2 separate regions of the Homo sapiens genome follow, and region 2 is linked to region 1. A link is a loop called in an ENCODE intact Hi-C map of the cell type or tissue named here. Cell type or tissue: heart right ventricle. All regions are shown on one strand. Links, peaks and the distances in the headings refer to the core of each region. The heading gives the core; the rest is flanking DNA.

The links. Hi-C counts contacts between places; a loop is a spot of excess contacts. Peaks named below come from ENCODE experiments on the same cell type or tissue, not always from the same donor. Only the 100,000 strongest peaks of a DNase experiment are listed, where the experiment ranks them.
Region 2: it touches region 1 in a loop (2.6-fold over the local background); 9 of 110 quality-filtered maps call a loop at or near these places.

The regions. Positions count from the first base shown.
Region 1 is chr18:31,090,098-31,098,437 of GRCh38, forward strand. DSC2 (desmocollin 2) reads right to left here. Exons shown (of 16, transcript NM_024422.6): 2 at 3,462-3,546; 3 at 2,004-2,203; 4 at 931-1,050. Among named protein-coding and RNA genes, the nearest start is that of DSCAS, 7.3 kb to the right of the region's middle. In heart right ventricle, for the core only: no CTCF peak of the experiment used is centred there; no DNase peak of the experiment used is centred there; H3K4me3 peaks cover 240 bases; H3K27ac peaks cover 1,177 bases.
Region 2 is chr18:31,222,690-31,231,029 of GRCh38, forward strand. LOC105372049 (a long non-coding RNA gene) reads left to right here and starts at 5,423. Exons shown (of 4, transcript XR_001753388.2): 1 at 5,423-5,521. RefSeq lists an enhancer at 2,785-3,356. In heart right ventricle, for the core only: no CTCF peak of the experiment used is centred there; a DNase peak (open chromatin) is centred at 3,262; H3K27ac peaks cover 6,481 bases.

The sequences.
Region 1 (8,340 bases), core at 119-8,118:
AGAATAGAAATGGAATAATATTTTGGAATGTGTAATATTCTGATCCTTGATTCGAAAAGCAAATTTCCTCCAAGCTGTGTTCATCCTCTCAGTAACATCCTATCTTTATATCAGGATAACTGACACAACTGTTTTCTAACAATTTCTCAACTTTAATATGCTCTTCTCTCAGCTGTATTAAATTTGTTGGTGGGGTATAAAAAGGATTCTCCCTTGCTATGTCAAGAACTGAGGGAAAATAAACCAAAGTCATAGACTGAATGTAGTAGCCACCAGTAATGGAAGAAGGCAAGAAGGCTTGCTGGGGTTTCTACTGAAAGTTAAAACAAGACAGAGAAAAAGAGCCAGGTATGCTTGGCTCATGCCTGTAATCCCAGCATTTTGGGAGGTTGAGATGGGAGATCATTTCAGCCTAGGAGTTCAAAACCAGCCTAAGCAACATAGTGAGATCTCATCGCTACAAAAAAAAAGAAACAAAAAGAGACAGAGACAGAGAGAGAGAGAAAGAAATGTGGATCCAGTGTGATTTCAGATGTAGATTCAAGAACAAGAAATAGAAAGATAGAAGGGCCTATGTGTCTTCCTCCTTCGTGGCATTTGGTCTTTCATCCAATTTTCTCCTTTATTATGCAAGAGAGTTTTGGGTTTTCTAGCTATTCTTAGGCTTGGCGATACCCTTGCTGATGTGACAATTCATTAAGGAACCATGTGTCTGAGTGCCACAGTTTTATGCTTGGCCTTTGCAAGCTGAACAAAAGTGTATGCAAGTATAAAGAGATATATTTATACCCTTATATGGAAACATATTATACACATACTCATTCACTCACATATTTATACACAACTATTACAAATAACTTCATACTCAGTGTCATAATGGTAAGAGATGGAAACTATAGACTCCCACAGCAGAAAGAAAGAAAACGGTACCTGTTGAAGGAAAAGTGGAAAAGGACCCAAGGAGTTTTCTAGCATCGAACAAGGAATTGGAGCCCATCTTCTCTTGGCGCGCCTTAGAACTTTTTCTTTAGTATGTCTTTTCTTTAGGACCTCAATTCATAAGACAGGAAAAAATAATAAAGTCAATGACTACTTTATTCTCAAACATTAAACAATGACACATCTTTCTCCTCTCAGGAGGATTAGCTGGGTAGGGGTGAGACCATGGGAGTGCTTGAAAACCAAACTAATCATCAACACTGCAAAAAGATAATGAAGAAGTAACTGTCCTAACTGTTATCACAACAATCCTCTTGGGAAAATGATTTGGTGGAAATATGGAAGAAAGAGAGATGGAACTGGAAGCCTAGAAGCAAAACTGAAAAAAAAATTACTGTTGCCCCATTGCCATGCAAAAACATGGGAGAGAGATATGCAAAGAAAATAAGTGTGTATGTGCCCTTCTAAATTTAGCACAAGCAACTTCCACTCACCAGCAACTAGGCAGAGCCAGGGAACCAACAGAGAGATCTGTGTCAGAATGAGGAGAGAAACACGGTGACAACTCTCAAACTGCTGCAGTGAGGAATGGCTAATGGTTGAATACAAGTTATTTTGATCTTGGGTGTCACAACACAATAGCATGCATGTGGTCCAAACCTCCTCCTAAAATAGTTATCTATGTTTTAAGACCACAGATTATGCTAAAATGAATGCGAGAAAAAAGCTTTCCTTTCTTTATACAGAGTTTCAAAACTTGTTGTTAGAAATCCATTCTACGGTAAAGCTCAAAAAAAAAATGCTGCTTTGTGTCTAATCTCACTTTCCCATGCTGTACCTTATCCCAATTTCTCCTTTTACGTCCCAAATGAAAAGGAATGACAACCCGAATGAACCATGTGACACAGCCCTTTTCCTTCTAAACACTGTGAAGTTGCCTCATGGTTTTCATTCGTCTTTAAGCCAAACTATACCATATCCTTTCTGATTTCATATCTTCCCTGGTAATGTTGATTACGTCTGAAGAAAAGATATCATTTCTTCATTTATGTAGCCTTGTATACCTTTGTTTGATGCTCCAAAAAGACAAATATTTTCTTCTTTTCTTGGTTCTCAGTGTTGGAAAGTAATATGGTAAAACTTCTCTTCTCCGAGGACAATAGAATAGTATTTGTTGTATAGACTGAACCATCCTCCAAAATTTGGAAGTCAGGATCACTTGAATGAATTAGATTTGCAGCTGTAAAGCACTCTTTCAGGTTAACTGTAGAAAATATGCACAGCAATCATTTTTAAAGTAAAACATAGGATATAGTTTTAACAGTAATGTATGCACGTGGGGAGAGCCAAAAACTTAAAATTCATTATACTGACACTTGTAAATTTTTGAAAGGACACATAAAACTATATGGTGAATTAAGTTGTGCTTAAATACTTACATCACTTCTAATACCTACTTAACATTCTCTTAAAGAAGAGACATTTGCTCTGAAGTAAACATATGTGAGCTCCAGTGTTTGAATCTTTAAACCAAAACCAAAACAATTTTTTTCTTTATCAACAGAAATAAGCTATAGAGTAACACCTAAATACACCTGAAGTTATACAGAATCTAGCAGATGAAAATTGGCATTTGCTAAATGAAAATATTACTAAATTCTTTACATCTATTGCTAAACAGTGATCACATTTTATGCTATCATTGGATTGATCTTTTCTTACAGAATTATGTGAAATAATTTAATTGATAAAAAAATACAATACAGAGTGAAATATTTAAGAATAAAAATCCAAAAACAGTATCTTTAAACTAAAAAAAACAGTTTCAGTACTATTTCTCAATTTTTTAGAGGCATGTTAAATGTCTTTATCTTTTCTCTAAAGTAAATGTTAATAATTATTACTCAAGTGAAATATTTTTATCAACTTCATATAATCATGTTTTCCAAAAATAACAATATTCCTTTCATTAGAATGACACCACAAATATTACAAATGATAATATACTACATTAGTTTTATCTACTGGTCCCAACAGAGTTATCATTCTAAAAATTACACTAATTTTAAAATACCACAGCAAATCAGGATTTATTTTGTATGTGTGTTTTTATTTTAAGTTTCAGGGTACATGTGCAGGATGTGCAGGTTTGTTACATAGGTAAACACATGCCATGTTGGTTTGCTGCACCTATCAACCCATCACCTAGGTATTAAACTCAGCATGCATTAGCTATTTTTCCTGATGCTCTCGCCCTCCCAGAACCCCCAACAAGCCCCACTTGTGTTGTTCCCCACTCTGTGCCTACATGTTCACATTGCTCAGCTCCCACTTATAAGTGAGAACATGCAGTGTTTGATTTTCTATTCCTGTGTTAGTTTGCTGAGAATAATTGCTTCCAGCTCCATCCACATCCCTTCCAAGGGACAAGATCTCGTTCCTTTTTATGGCTGTGTAGTATTCCATGGCGTATATGTACCACAGCAAAACAGGATTTATTACAAATTTTAGGGCTTCCTTACCTCTACCAACAAGTTTCTCGGCATCTAGTTTGGAGGGAACATGTAATGTCACATTTTTGCAGGCATCACTGGCAAATATTAAGATCTAAAAAATGAAAAAAAATCAAATAAATATTATGCATAAAAAGAAAACTTTAATGTGTATATTATTTATATAAATTATAAATTTATAATGATATACACATAAAAAGGCATATAATACTTATATAAATGTTAATTATATTACATATTGACTACACTAAATATTAATTTTAAAATATTTAATTAAATATAAATACATGAATTTATATTTATAATTATATGTGATTTATGTTATTATAAATAAAACATAAATAAAATATTGGAGATAAAATAAAAACATATTGGAGAAAGAAATCAGGACAAAAATATATCAAGGAGAAGAATAAAACAATATACTGAGTTCTAGCTTCCTCCTGCAAAAAGCTTGTAAACTCAAAGAGTTATGTATGCTCTTCAGCTTTGTTTACTATATTGTAAAACGTATGTAATAACTTCACTGATTAACTCAGTGGGTACAGTGACGATCCAACAACAGCCTAGGTGGGAGAGTGCTGAAAACTATCAGGAAGGCAGCACAGGTATATACATAGGAAAGAGAAAACCAAATTTACTGAGGCAGCAAACTGTTTCAGTACATTTTTAATTGCTTATGAGATATGATATCAAATCAATAATATCCTAAACAAAAAGTAAATGCTTTTAAAGACAAACATTAACTTATTGCCATGAAGTGATTTGGAGAATATTTATGTGTTACTCCACACAATAGGCACATAACTTTGAAATATAAAATTATTTTGAAGGTGTATCTTCTCATAAATAAAAGTTAAGTTCATTTTAGAAAATAATTTACTTAAAAATTTTCAATGGTTTAGTGATTCATGGTGAACCAAGTCCAATGCAACATATACGTAAACACACTGAAATTTAATTTTGTTCTGTCTGAAACTTTACAATGGATGTTTCTCAAAGATTCACATTCTTTTTTTCTAGTTTTACAAACATCTTTGACCAAAAGCAAGACAGTTAACTAGCATTTACACTGTTACTTACAAAGTTTATAAATATAAACTAAAATCATCAAAATTTGGATGGAAATGTTTATTTTTAATATATATTAAAGACTTAAATTATCCAGTTTTAATTACATTTGAAGGATCAAATAAGGCAGAGGTTGTGTTTCATTTGGAATGTTGGGATAGACACAATGAAGACATTAGTTTTGAACTGGAAATTAAATGATATGAAGAATTTTCACTGGCTGCATAGCCAAGAGAGAATAGGAGTAGAATCAGATGATTCTGAAGATTCCAGCTCAAGGTGATTGGAAGAATACATTCACTTATTCATTCAACCAACATTTACTGGTTGCTTAGTAGGTGCTAAACGGATTCAATGGCTAGAGCAGTGAACAAAGCCAAGTCCTTGCCTCACGAAGATTACATGATAATAAGAAGCAAAAGAAATACACAAATGCACAAATGTCACATAATGCCAAGGCAGCGAGAGATAAATGTCACGACAAAAATAAAGCAGGGAGAGAGGGTGACAACGAGAATACCTGAGCGTAAATGAAGTGAGGAAGTAAACCAGTTTTCTAACCAGGGAAGAGTCTTCCAGGTAGGGCAAGAACCAGAGTAAAGACCCTGGAAGGAGACTTGTGTATTGCAGAAACAAGGTGGTCATAGCAGCAGAGCACAGCGAGGGAAGAGTGACAGGAGAAGAAAACAAAAGGACAGTCAATGGCAAATGATGTAGGGTCTAAAAGGTCATGGTAAGGAGTGCAGATTTTGTTCTGAGTGCAAAGAGAAGCAACAGCCTGATGAAGAAGCTGTGGAGTGGCGTAAACTGATATTTATACAGAATCACTCTACTAGTTATGTGGAAAATAGGTTATAGAAGAGCAAGAGTGGAAACCAAGAGACTGATTGGGAGACTACAGCAGGAATCTAAGAGTGGGGTAATGGTTACTTGGGCTAAGGTAATAATGTTGGAGAAGATGAAAAATGGTTGGATTAAGACAATTCTTTGAATAACAGTATCTTGGACATCCATCCATTCATGCATGAATTCAACAAATATTTACTGAATGTGTATCATGTACCACACACAGAGCAGTAAACATGATCCTCATGAAACATTCAATCTAAGGTAAGACATATTTGTAATTTCAACAAAGTAAGACAAATGTAATGATAGGGAAGTACAGGGAGCTATGGGAGAGCAGAGGTAATAGTGATATCTAAAAGCCAGGTGAGGTCACCTGAAGAGCGGCTACAAGTGAGACAGGCTAAGAGGAGGCAGAGCTTAAATGCTGCAAACAGAAGAATGGCATATGTGAAGGCCCAGAGATGGCACAGACCTGAAGAAGAAATCTGGAATGGTTGATGTGTGTACCAGAGCGGGGGCAGAGGTATAACATGGGCTCAAAGAAGTGGGTGTGGGCCAGATTTTGAACGGCATTAGCAAAGCACATGGATCTTTTTTCCTAACGAGAATGAGAAACCAAAGATTTACTTGGAGCAAATAAATTAAATAAGCAGCTTTATATTTGAATGTGATAGATCTGTCCAATGTGGAGAATGGAAAAAACTGTCATTTTCAATAATAACAAGCTAGGTAATTAAGAAAAACCTATGCCAAAACTAATTAAAAATCAGGGATAACATTTTTCAAACATCCTAAAGCATCAAAGAGCTAACAAAATAGCAAGCAATTGCTAGGCCAAAACTGAAGATAAAGCTGGAACACACAGTGATAAGAGGAACTCAGGAACAACTTCTGATCTGCAAAGATTTGACTCTGCTTTGCTGGCCTCTGGAGAGAAGGAGAATGAAATCAAAGCACAGGGCCCACCTAAGATCTAAGAGGATCCGCTCCACATTAATCTGGGACCCAAATGCTAAATCTTCATTACAAATTTGAGCCACAAGTAAACTGGCCCTGGCGTGGATCTGTGATCCACACTCACATCTTTTGCTTGGTCCAGAAACTTCAAGCCATGAATTTAACGAAGGCTTGACATGTGATCACCATCATAGATGCTGACAGGCACTTGACCAAATTCAATAACCATTCTTATTTTTTTTAGTCTCAAAAAATAAGAATTGATAAGTACTTTTGCAATGTGATCTTTATAAATTATAACACAACACAAATGGGAAAACACTAGAAGCAATCCAATTAAACTCAGAAACAAGACAGGCTCTCCAAGGTCACTATATGTAGTTTACATTATATTGAAGGTATATTTGCAAGAGAAGGATATTAGATAGGAAGATGTAAAAAAAATCTCTGCATTTGATATGACTGTTTACCTGGAAAACCCAAGCAAATCAACCATTACATTACTATAAAACAAGAAGAGACTTAAGTAAGGAAGCAGAAATAACCATGAAAATATGGTTAGTCTTCATACCCATAAACAAAACCAGTCAGATAATACAAGAAATTTCCACTTTGGGAGGCCGAGGTGGGCAGATCACGAGGTCAGGAGATAGAGACCATCCTGGCTAACACGGTGAAACCCTGTCTCTACTAAAAATACAAAAAAAAAAAATTAGCCAGGCGTGGTGGCGGGCACCGGTAGTCCCGGCTACTCGGGAGGCTGAGGGAGGAGAATGGTGTGAACCCGAGAGGCAGAGCTTGCAGTGAGCAGAGATCACGCCACTGCACTCCAGCCTGGGCGACAGAGCGAGACTCAGTCTCAAAAAAAAAAAAAAAGAAATCATTTTCAAAAGCAATTAAAAGTTGAAATGCCAAGGAGTAAATTTAACAAGAAACATGTAAAGCCTATTTGAAGGAAACCTGAAAACATTTCTGCAGGGCAGAAAAGTACACTTGCAAAAAAAGAAAGACAAAAATCAACAACGTATCTATATCGATTCTTACTAAGTTAAATTACAAATTTTTTGATACCAATAAAAACCTCCATAAAATTTTCTCTGGAACTAAACAAGCTGATTTAAAAGGCTATAAGGAAAAAATAAAAAATTAAGATAGGAAAATTATTTTTTAAAAAGCAATGAAAGGCTATCAACCCTAGCAGATATTACAAATCATATAAAATCTCAACAATTAAATCAATATGGTACTGGCATATGAATAGAATGATATTTGACCCACAGGAATTGGAAAAGAAGAGGCAAAACAATTTGTATTTGCATTAGATATGACTGCGTAAAGTCCCTAAAAGTTGTAACTTTTTATTATACCCACCAATAATTTATGAGTCAACCACATACTTGCCTACATCGCACGTTGTTGAACTTTTGGGTGTCTGCCAAGTGTGAAATGGCATTTTAATGTAATTTTTTATTCATATTTTATTATGAGTGAGGTTGACATATTTTTATAACTTAAGAGCCATTTTACTACTTTATGGATACTGTTACATCCATGTTGCACTTTTTCTTCTTGACTTACAAGAGCTCTTTATGTATTAGATTAGCCTTTTAAATATGACCTATGAATATTTTTTCCAGTTTATCAATCACCTTTTGACTTTGCTTGTTGTGTTTTTGGTTGGTTAGAGGTGTTTTTTCGCCATGAAGAAGTATGTATATATGTACTCTTATATAATTGTTTTTCTCAATTGTAATAAATTGGCTTTCGAAATCTAAGTCATAACTAGGCCTCGTGGGCTCCAAATTTATATAACAATTTATTACGTTTTCTTCTATTATCTGTAGGGAAACATATTTTACATTTAAATCTTTCATCTCTGGAATTTTCTGTGGTGTTCTGAATGAAGCATAGATTCAATTTATCTTTACACCAATATATATATCCTCGATCATGTGATATCTATCATAAAATAGCTTTCTGTCTAGCCATATACAATGTTTATGGAGGGAAG
Region 2 (8,340 bases), core at 91-8,090, 130 kb after region 1:
CCCAAATTCAAATATAGTACAAGGCTATAGTTACCCAAACAGCATGGTACTGGTATAAAAATAGGCATGTAGACCAATGGAAGATAATAGAGAACCCAGAAATAAAGCCAAATACTTAAAGCCAACTGATCTTTGACAAAGCAAATGAAAACATAAAGTGGGAAAAGGACACCCTATTCAACAAATGGTGCGGGAATAACTAGCAAGCCACATGTAGAAGAATGAAACTGGATCCTCATCTCTCACCTTACACAAAAATCAACTCAAGATGGATTAAATACTTAAATCTAAGACCTGAAACCATAAAAATTCTAGAAGATAACATCAGAAAAACTCTTCTAGACATTGGCTTAGGCAAAGAGTTCATGGTCAAGAACCCAAAAGCAAATGCAAAAAAAGCAAAAATAAATAGATGAGACTTAATTAAACTAAAAATCTTCTACACAGCAAAAGAAATAATCAGCAGAGTAAACAGACAATCCATAGAGTGGGAGAAAATATTTGCAAACTATGCATCTAACAAAGGACTAATATCCAGAATCTACAAGGAACTCAAACAAATCAGCAAGAAAAAAAGGAACAATTCTATCAAAGAGTGGACTAAGGACATGAATAGAGGGTTCTCAAAAGAAGATATACAAATGGCCAACGAACATATGAAAAATGTTCAGCATCACTAATTACCAGAGAAATGCAAATTAAAACCACAATGCTATACCACCTTACTCCTGCAAGAATGGCCATCATTTAAAAATAAAAAAAAATAGATTTTAGCATGGATGTGGTGAAAAGGAAACACTTTTACACTGCTGGTAGAAGCAGCAGTGTACAATTGTATACAAGTCCCAGTGCCTAGGCCACAGACCGGTACTGGTCTGTGGCCTGTTAAGAACTCGACCACACAGCAGGAGATAAGCAGCGGGCAAACAAGTGAAGCTTCATTTGTATTTACAGCCTTTCCCGTCACTCACATTACCACCTGAACTTGGCCTCCTGTCAGATCAGCAGCAACACTGGATTCTCATAGCAGCTCGAACCCTACTGTGAACTGTACATGTGAGGAATCTAGGTTGTGCGCTCCTTATGAGACTCTACTGCCTGATGATCTTTCACTGTCTCCCATCACCCCCAGATGGGACCGTCTAGTTGCAGGAAAACAAGCTCGGGGCTCCTACTGATTCTACATTATGGTAAGTTGTATAATTCTTTCATTATATATTAATATTACAATGTAACAATTAAAGAAATAAAGTGCACAATAAATGTAATGCACTTGAACCATCGCCAAACCATCCCCACCACCCACCACCCCATCCATGGAAAAACCATCTTCCACAAAACTGCTCCCTGGTGCCAAAAAGTTTGCGGACCCCTGATTTAAATCATAAATCATCCAGGTTGTTTCTTACCACAGCATAATGTCACCCATTCTGATGTGTACACATTCTCTAAAAGATATTACAAACACATTATTTAAACCTGTTTGCCAGCCGGCCTGGTGGCTCACGCCTGTAATCTCAGCACTTTGGGCGGCCGAGGTAGGTGGATCACTTGAGATCAGGAGTTCGAGACCAGCCTGGCCAATATGGTGAAACCCTGTCTCTATCAAAATACAAAAGTTAGTTGGGCGTGGTGGTGGGTGCCTGTAATCGCAGCTACTTGGGAGGCTGAGGCATGAGAAGTGCTTGAACCTGGAAGGCAAAGGTTGCGGTGAGCCAAGACAGTGCCACTGCACTCCAGCCTGGGTGATAGAGAGAGACTCAGTCTCAAAAAACAAAAACAAAAACAAAAAGCTTCTTTGCCTGTATTTGCTTATTCCTATAGAGTATTTATGTATACAAGTTTATTCCTTTTTAATGCTCAGTAGTATTCACTTATATATGATTGAATACAATTGAATACTACTGAGCATCAAAAAGGAATAAACTTGTATATAATTGAATATGTGTGTATGTGTGTGTATACAGCATATTTTGCTTAGTCACTTACTAGTTGATGGATAATTAAATTGCTTCCAGTTTTTTGAATATTTCAAAAAATGCATTTAGAGACATTTTCATATTTTTCTTTTTTTTTTTTTTTTCTTTTTGAGACAAGGTATTGCTCTGTTGCTCAGGTTGGAGTGCAGTGGTTTGATCTCAGCTCAATGCAACCTCGGTCTCCAGGCTCAAGCAATTCCCCCATCTCAGCATCCCTAGTAGCTGAGTAGCTGGGACTACAGGTGCATGCCACCACACTGGGCCAATTTTAGTATGTTTTGTAGAGACAGAGTTTGTCATGTTGCCCAGGGCTGGTCTCGAACTCCTGGACCCAAGCAATCCGCCTGCCTTAGCCTCCCACAGTGCTGGGATAACAGGTGTGAGCCACCGCACCCAGCCAATATTTACATATTTTTCAACTCTAGAATTTCCACTTTGTTTTTTCTAGTAGATTCTTTTTCTTTATTAATAGTTCCCACTTTTTAGCAATTGCCACCACATTTCCTTTAGTTCTTTGAACATGTGTATACTGACCTCTTAAGTTCTTCAAAGATATTTATCATATCTAATTAGAAATTTTTGTCTGCTAAATGCAACATTTAGACCCACTCAGAGACAGTTTTCACTGGCTGTTTTTATGCTAAGTATAATTTACATTTTCCTATTTGTGTTCTTGCATGCTTTATAAACTTTTGTAGAAAACTAGACAATTCGGATAATATATTGTAGCAACTCTGGATTATCACTTTCTTTTTCTCTGAGGGTTTTTTGTTGGGCGTGTGTGTGTGTGGATTTTGTTGTTGTTTGCCTACCTGTTGTTTTTAAGTAACATATCTGAATTAAATCTGAGGAGTTTAGAAGCCCCATGATGTGCAGCTGTTGATGCCTCTGCTTAACTTTTTTATTGTTTTTATTTTTTAAGCTGGTGTCTTAGAAGTGACCCCTGGTTTTGCATAATTAAATGGTCCGTCAATGATTGAACAAAAGTTGTGTTCAAAAACGGTGGGCTATAAGGCTTTCACCCTCTGCTTGTGGATCTGTGTTTAGTTTGGGCAGTTTTCAAGTCTGCGTGGCCTTTTGTTGTTATTGTTGGCCCTCACGTCTCCACCATTCATGCACACAGGCTCCCAGGCAGCCAGGCATGTGTGGAATGTTTATCAAGTGCCTCAATTGCTATCTCCCTGCTAAATATCTTGCTGGTCTTACATTCTGTTACTTGCCCCAACCAGGACCATAACCTCATGCTGCAGGCTTTTCGTGTTCACTGCTGGGTGAGATTTTTCCATCCTCCACTCCAAACAAAATCAGCGGCCTCCAGCAGTGAAGGTGCTAGTTTTCATGGCCATTTGGCCCTGGTAGAACTACTGCATCATCTGAGCTGAGGCAGGGGCAGTGGACAACTTCAGGCAAGAATGCCACAGACTTCCACTGTTTTCCCTAAAATTCAGTAGATTTTTGTGAATATATGTCTCTTACGTTGTTGTTTGCCTTTTGTAGATTTCCAGAGCTTGCTTTTTTTTTTTTAACTATTTTTGTCAGTTTCATAGTTGTTTTTTGGAGAGATGGTTTGTGAATCTCTTCAGTCTTATATAGCTGGCAGTCCTGCCTATTTTCCCTTTTTTATATCAATGAATTCCACCTTTCACAACACTTAGATGCATATATATATTCAAACCCTTCAGGGTACTCAGCAGAGTAAAGGGTGAATAGAGGGCACTTTATTTAACAGGACCCAACTTTTATAAAAGGTAGTTGGGGACTGGGAACCATGGCTCACACCTGTAATCCCAGTACTTTGGGAGGCTAAGGCGGGTGAATCTCTTGAGCTCAGAAGTTTGAGACCAGCCTGGCAACATAGCAAAACCCTGTTTCTAATATGTGTGTGTGTGTGTGTGTGTGTGTGTGTGTGTGTGAGAGAGAGAGAGAGAGAGAGAGAGAGAGAGAGAGAGAGAGACAGAGAGACAGAGAGAGAGAGAGAGCCCGGAAGGTCGAGGCTACAGTGAAAGCTATGTTCACACCACTGCACTCCAGCCTGGGTGACAGAGCAAAATCCTGTCTCAAAAAAAAAAAAATGGCAATTAAAATTTAAAAATAGTATCATTTTTTTCTTTTCTAATAACAATTGCCCTATAAGCATTTCTGGTATAGAAAAGCCAAGTAGACTTGGCTATATGAGACATATTTTTTCCTTTTTATTTATAAATAATGAAAGAACCACAACACATACAACAGCTCAGATGCAGAGCAGCATTTCTTCAAGTCCTTCATTACCTCCGTCCAGAAACACTTTCTTTACTTAACTTCCTCTTCTGTGACTTCACTATTCTTTCTCTCCTCCTGGCCTCTGAATTTTGTGCACACTGCCAGTAAGTACTGGACTCTCTTCTATTTATTTTCTACACACGGACATATTTGGTGGTCACGCCTCATCTCTCAGGTTTAAACACCATCTTTAAACTGAGGCCCAGTTATGCAACCACTTCCTTGACACCTCTACTTGGATCTCCAATAGACAAAATTTAAAATATCTAAAACAAAACTCGTGGTTTAAGACCACACCACAGATTTGCTCCTCTCTCAATCTTCCCATTCATCCAATTTTTCTGGCCAAAAACCTAGAATTCACCTGAGTTGACTCTGCTCCCTTTCACTCTACAGTCAATTCATGAGCATGTCCTAAGGGGCTCATAATTCAAAATGTATCCAGAATGTGAGCTGATCATGTCCCTCACTGCCACCATTCTAGACTAAGCCACCTTCATCACTCACCTGGGCTCTTGCAATTGCCTCTGAAGTCTTCTTTCTGCTCCAACATAGTCAAGTCTCTTTTTGAAAATATAAATGAAATCTTATCGTTACTTGGCTCAATTGTTTCTTGCAGAGTAAGATTCAAGCTTTGCACTATGTACTGGTCTGGCCTGTGCTCTCTGGCTTATTTCACTCCAGTCATCCTGTTTCTTTTGCATCCCAACCTCAGGCCCTTTGGCTTTTACTTATCTTTAAAACAAGTGAGGCAGAAATGGTAACCAGCCATTTGACTCACATTGCATTGGCAAGAATGCCATCACATCACATTATCATCTGCAAAGGACTCAGAGAAATGTAATCTCTGCCAAGGAAGTCATATGATCAACTTAAATTCTATTACTACAACACAGGAGATAATGGAATTTGGTGGACAGTTAGCAGTTTCTGACACAATATTTGGCTCTAGCCACCCCACTGTTTAGATGTAAATTTCCTTCCACAAATGGAACATACTTGTTCCCTTTCCAAAGTAGGTAAGCTGAAGTCTAATTCAGTTATTTCATCCAGCTCAAAGTTCAGGATCACTAGTTGAAACACAGTCCTCTCCACCAGATCAATATGTTACCTCCCTCCAATTCCCACCCCACAAATAAACAGTAGCAGAGCAGGAATAGGATAAATGCAATATAAGCCACAATTTGGAAAAGGAAAGCATGAGAAGCACACTACAGAGACTGATCTAGAGAAGTTATCACTGTGCTGGGTGGGAGTCATTCATCTGTCTGCTCTGGGAGGTGAGTGGGTTCTTGGTTGACCCGTCTGGCTGTCCCTGGTTCTACTCTCTGAGAGGAACTCCTTTGCCTGTGGTCGTTGTGGCCTCTGACCTTGCCTTCTGGGCACTTATTTTGTGTCTTTTACATGAATATCAGAAGACTACTTCATGCCTCACAATTTTGCTTTTCCAAATTATGCTGATGGCTAATTTGGTAACGCAATCCATTGAAAACATAGTAACTGCAGGGTTTTTTTCCTTATAATTGATTGCATGTTTCAATAACCATACCTCATTTTTTTAAAATTTAGTTTTAAGTGTATCTGCTTTCTGACTTTTATACTGTAACTATCTGTGTTAGGCTGTTCTTGTGTTGCTATAAAGAAATGCCTGGCCAGGCGCAGTGGCTCACACCTGTAATCCCAACACTTTGGGAGGCCAAGGTGGGTGGATCACTTAGGTCAGAAATTCAAGACCAGCCTGGCCAACATTGTGAAACTCTGTCTCTACAAGAATACAATAATTAGCCAGGTGTGGTGGTGCATGTCTGCAGTGCCAGCTACTTGGAAGCTGAGGCAGGAGAATCACTTGAACCCGGGAGGTGGAGGTTGCGTGAGCCAAGATCATGCCACTGCACTCCAGCCTGGGTGACAGAATGAGACTCTGTCAAAAAAAAAAAAAAAAAAAAAAAAAGAAGGAGGAAGGAAGGAAGGAGAAAAAGAAATACCTGAAACTGAGTAATTTATAAAGAAAAGAGATTTAATTTGCTTATGGTTCTGCAGGCTATATAGGAAGTGTGGTGCTGGGCATCTGAGGCTTCAGGGATCTTTTACTCATGGTGAAAAGCAAATTGGAAGCAGCGGTGAGAGTTGGTGGGGGGGCAGTGCCACACAATTTTAAACAACTAGACCTCACGAGAACTCATTCACTATCATGAAGACAGTACCAAGCCATGGCCATGAGGGATCCACCTCCATAACCCAAACACCCCCTACCAGACCCCACCTTCAACATTGGGGATTACATTTCAACCTGAGACTTAGAGGGAACAACATCCAAACTGTATCGCCATCTTCTCACACTATCTTTCTGGAAATTTCTAACCACTTCACCTAGAGGAACAAGCTCAGTGGGAAATGTGCTTGTCTTGCAAATCATCACATGTCATATTCTTACCAAATGTTTTCAACACATGACTGAAGGTAACCGTAGTTCCCATCTACTATATTTTGTCCTTTCTGTGTGTTACTTGATTTTCAAGCCAAAATCACATCTTTTCTGTTTTTGTGATGTCTATCTGCATCCCACTTTCAATACCAGTCTCTTCAACATTATGTCAAAAAGCTAAGCTACAGTAATAAAGAGATCCCAAAATATAGTCACTTCTCAAAATAAACATTGATTTGTTTCATATATAACCTAATAGTCCCCAAATGAGCAGTTCAGGGTTCCAAGGTGACTCTGCTCTACATAGCCATCCAGGAATCCAGATCTCTTCCTTTTTTTTTTCTTTTCAGCATCTCAGACTTTCTTTTTAACTTTATGGTCAAAGTTGGCTAGTGAGCATATTTGTGTTCAGCTTGAAGAATAGGAAAATCAAGGCCAGCAATTTTCCTTTAAATTGTGGCAGAAATTTTACGTATCACTGCTGCTCATACTCTACTGGTGAGAACTTCATCACATGGCCATAACCAGGCAGTCTCTAACTTCGTGTGTGCAAAACATTATTCCTAGCATGTAAGTGGACTGGGATAACATTTTATTTGTGATAAGTGATTACAACAATACCACAAGGTAGATTATGTTGCATTTGAGGTATACTAATAAAGGTATCACGTGTCAATTATCTATTACAGGTCAAGAGTGAGTGGCTAGTTTCCTTTTGACTTAGTTGTGTCTTACAGGTTTTTTTGTTTTCTTTACAATAGAGTCTAACTATTTGCCTGTTTGGACAGTAACATATGAGAACTTTTATGCTCATAAAGAATCCTCCTTTTAAGAATTTCCTGGAATAAGATAAAAAATATTATGGTATCTCTATAGGCCAAAGAGAAAATGAAACTTGGAAATGTATAAAAAATGATAATAACAAAGAGGCGTGGAAAAGAATTCTAACTCAAGTTCCTTAACTGAAATCCACAGTTTGACTGTGAGATAAAGCTACCTCCAAGTGTGAATTCACTTCCCCAACATTACAAGACACCATACTGCTTTTAAGCTTGTGAGAATTAAGACACTCTTACAGTGGAGTCCACAATAAATAACAATTCATTGTATGAAATATGAAATATTATGTACCTTTTTGATCATTGTGAAGTTGTTATCAATTTTGCTTTATTTTTAATTTCTTTTAGATTTTTGGTTATACAATGACCCCATGCTGTAATTCTCAAGTATGACTCAGTCATGAGTCCGTAGTAAAAAAGAAAAAATAGCAGGATAATCATCCAGGTAGCCTCCTGTTTCAACCAAGTAGAATTAACAATGCTTTGTTTAAACAAGTCTCATTTTCAGTAGTGAAAGACGGTCTTTTCTGTTCAGTGAGTCATACCCAACCAAAGACATGCCAGAATGATGCAGTGACTACATAGAAATAATACAGGCTCTGTCTTACCTCTCTGAGAAGGAAAAACGCAACCTATGTTGGTTAAATAAGTTTTTGATTAAGTGAGACATTCAATTGCCAAATGAATATAAATTTCTTCAAAATATGTTTAATAGTTTATTTTCTGATTACATGTGTGGCCTTAATTCTGTTGAGTTCAACTTGATAGAATGTCAAATTCAGAGAGATTCATAAGTTTATAGTTCTTATGAAATGTCAGATTACGAGTAGGGTTG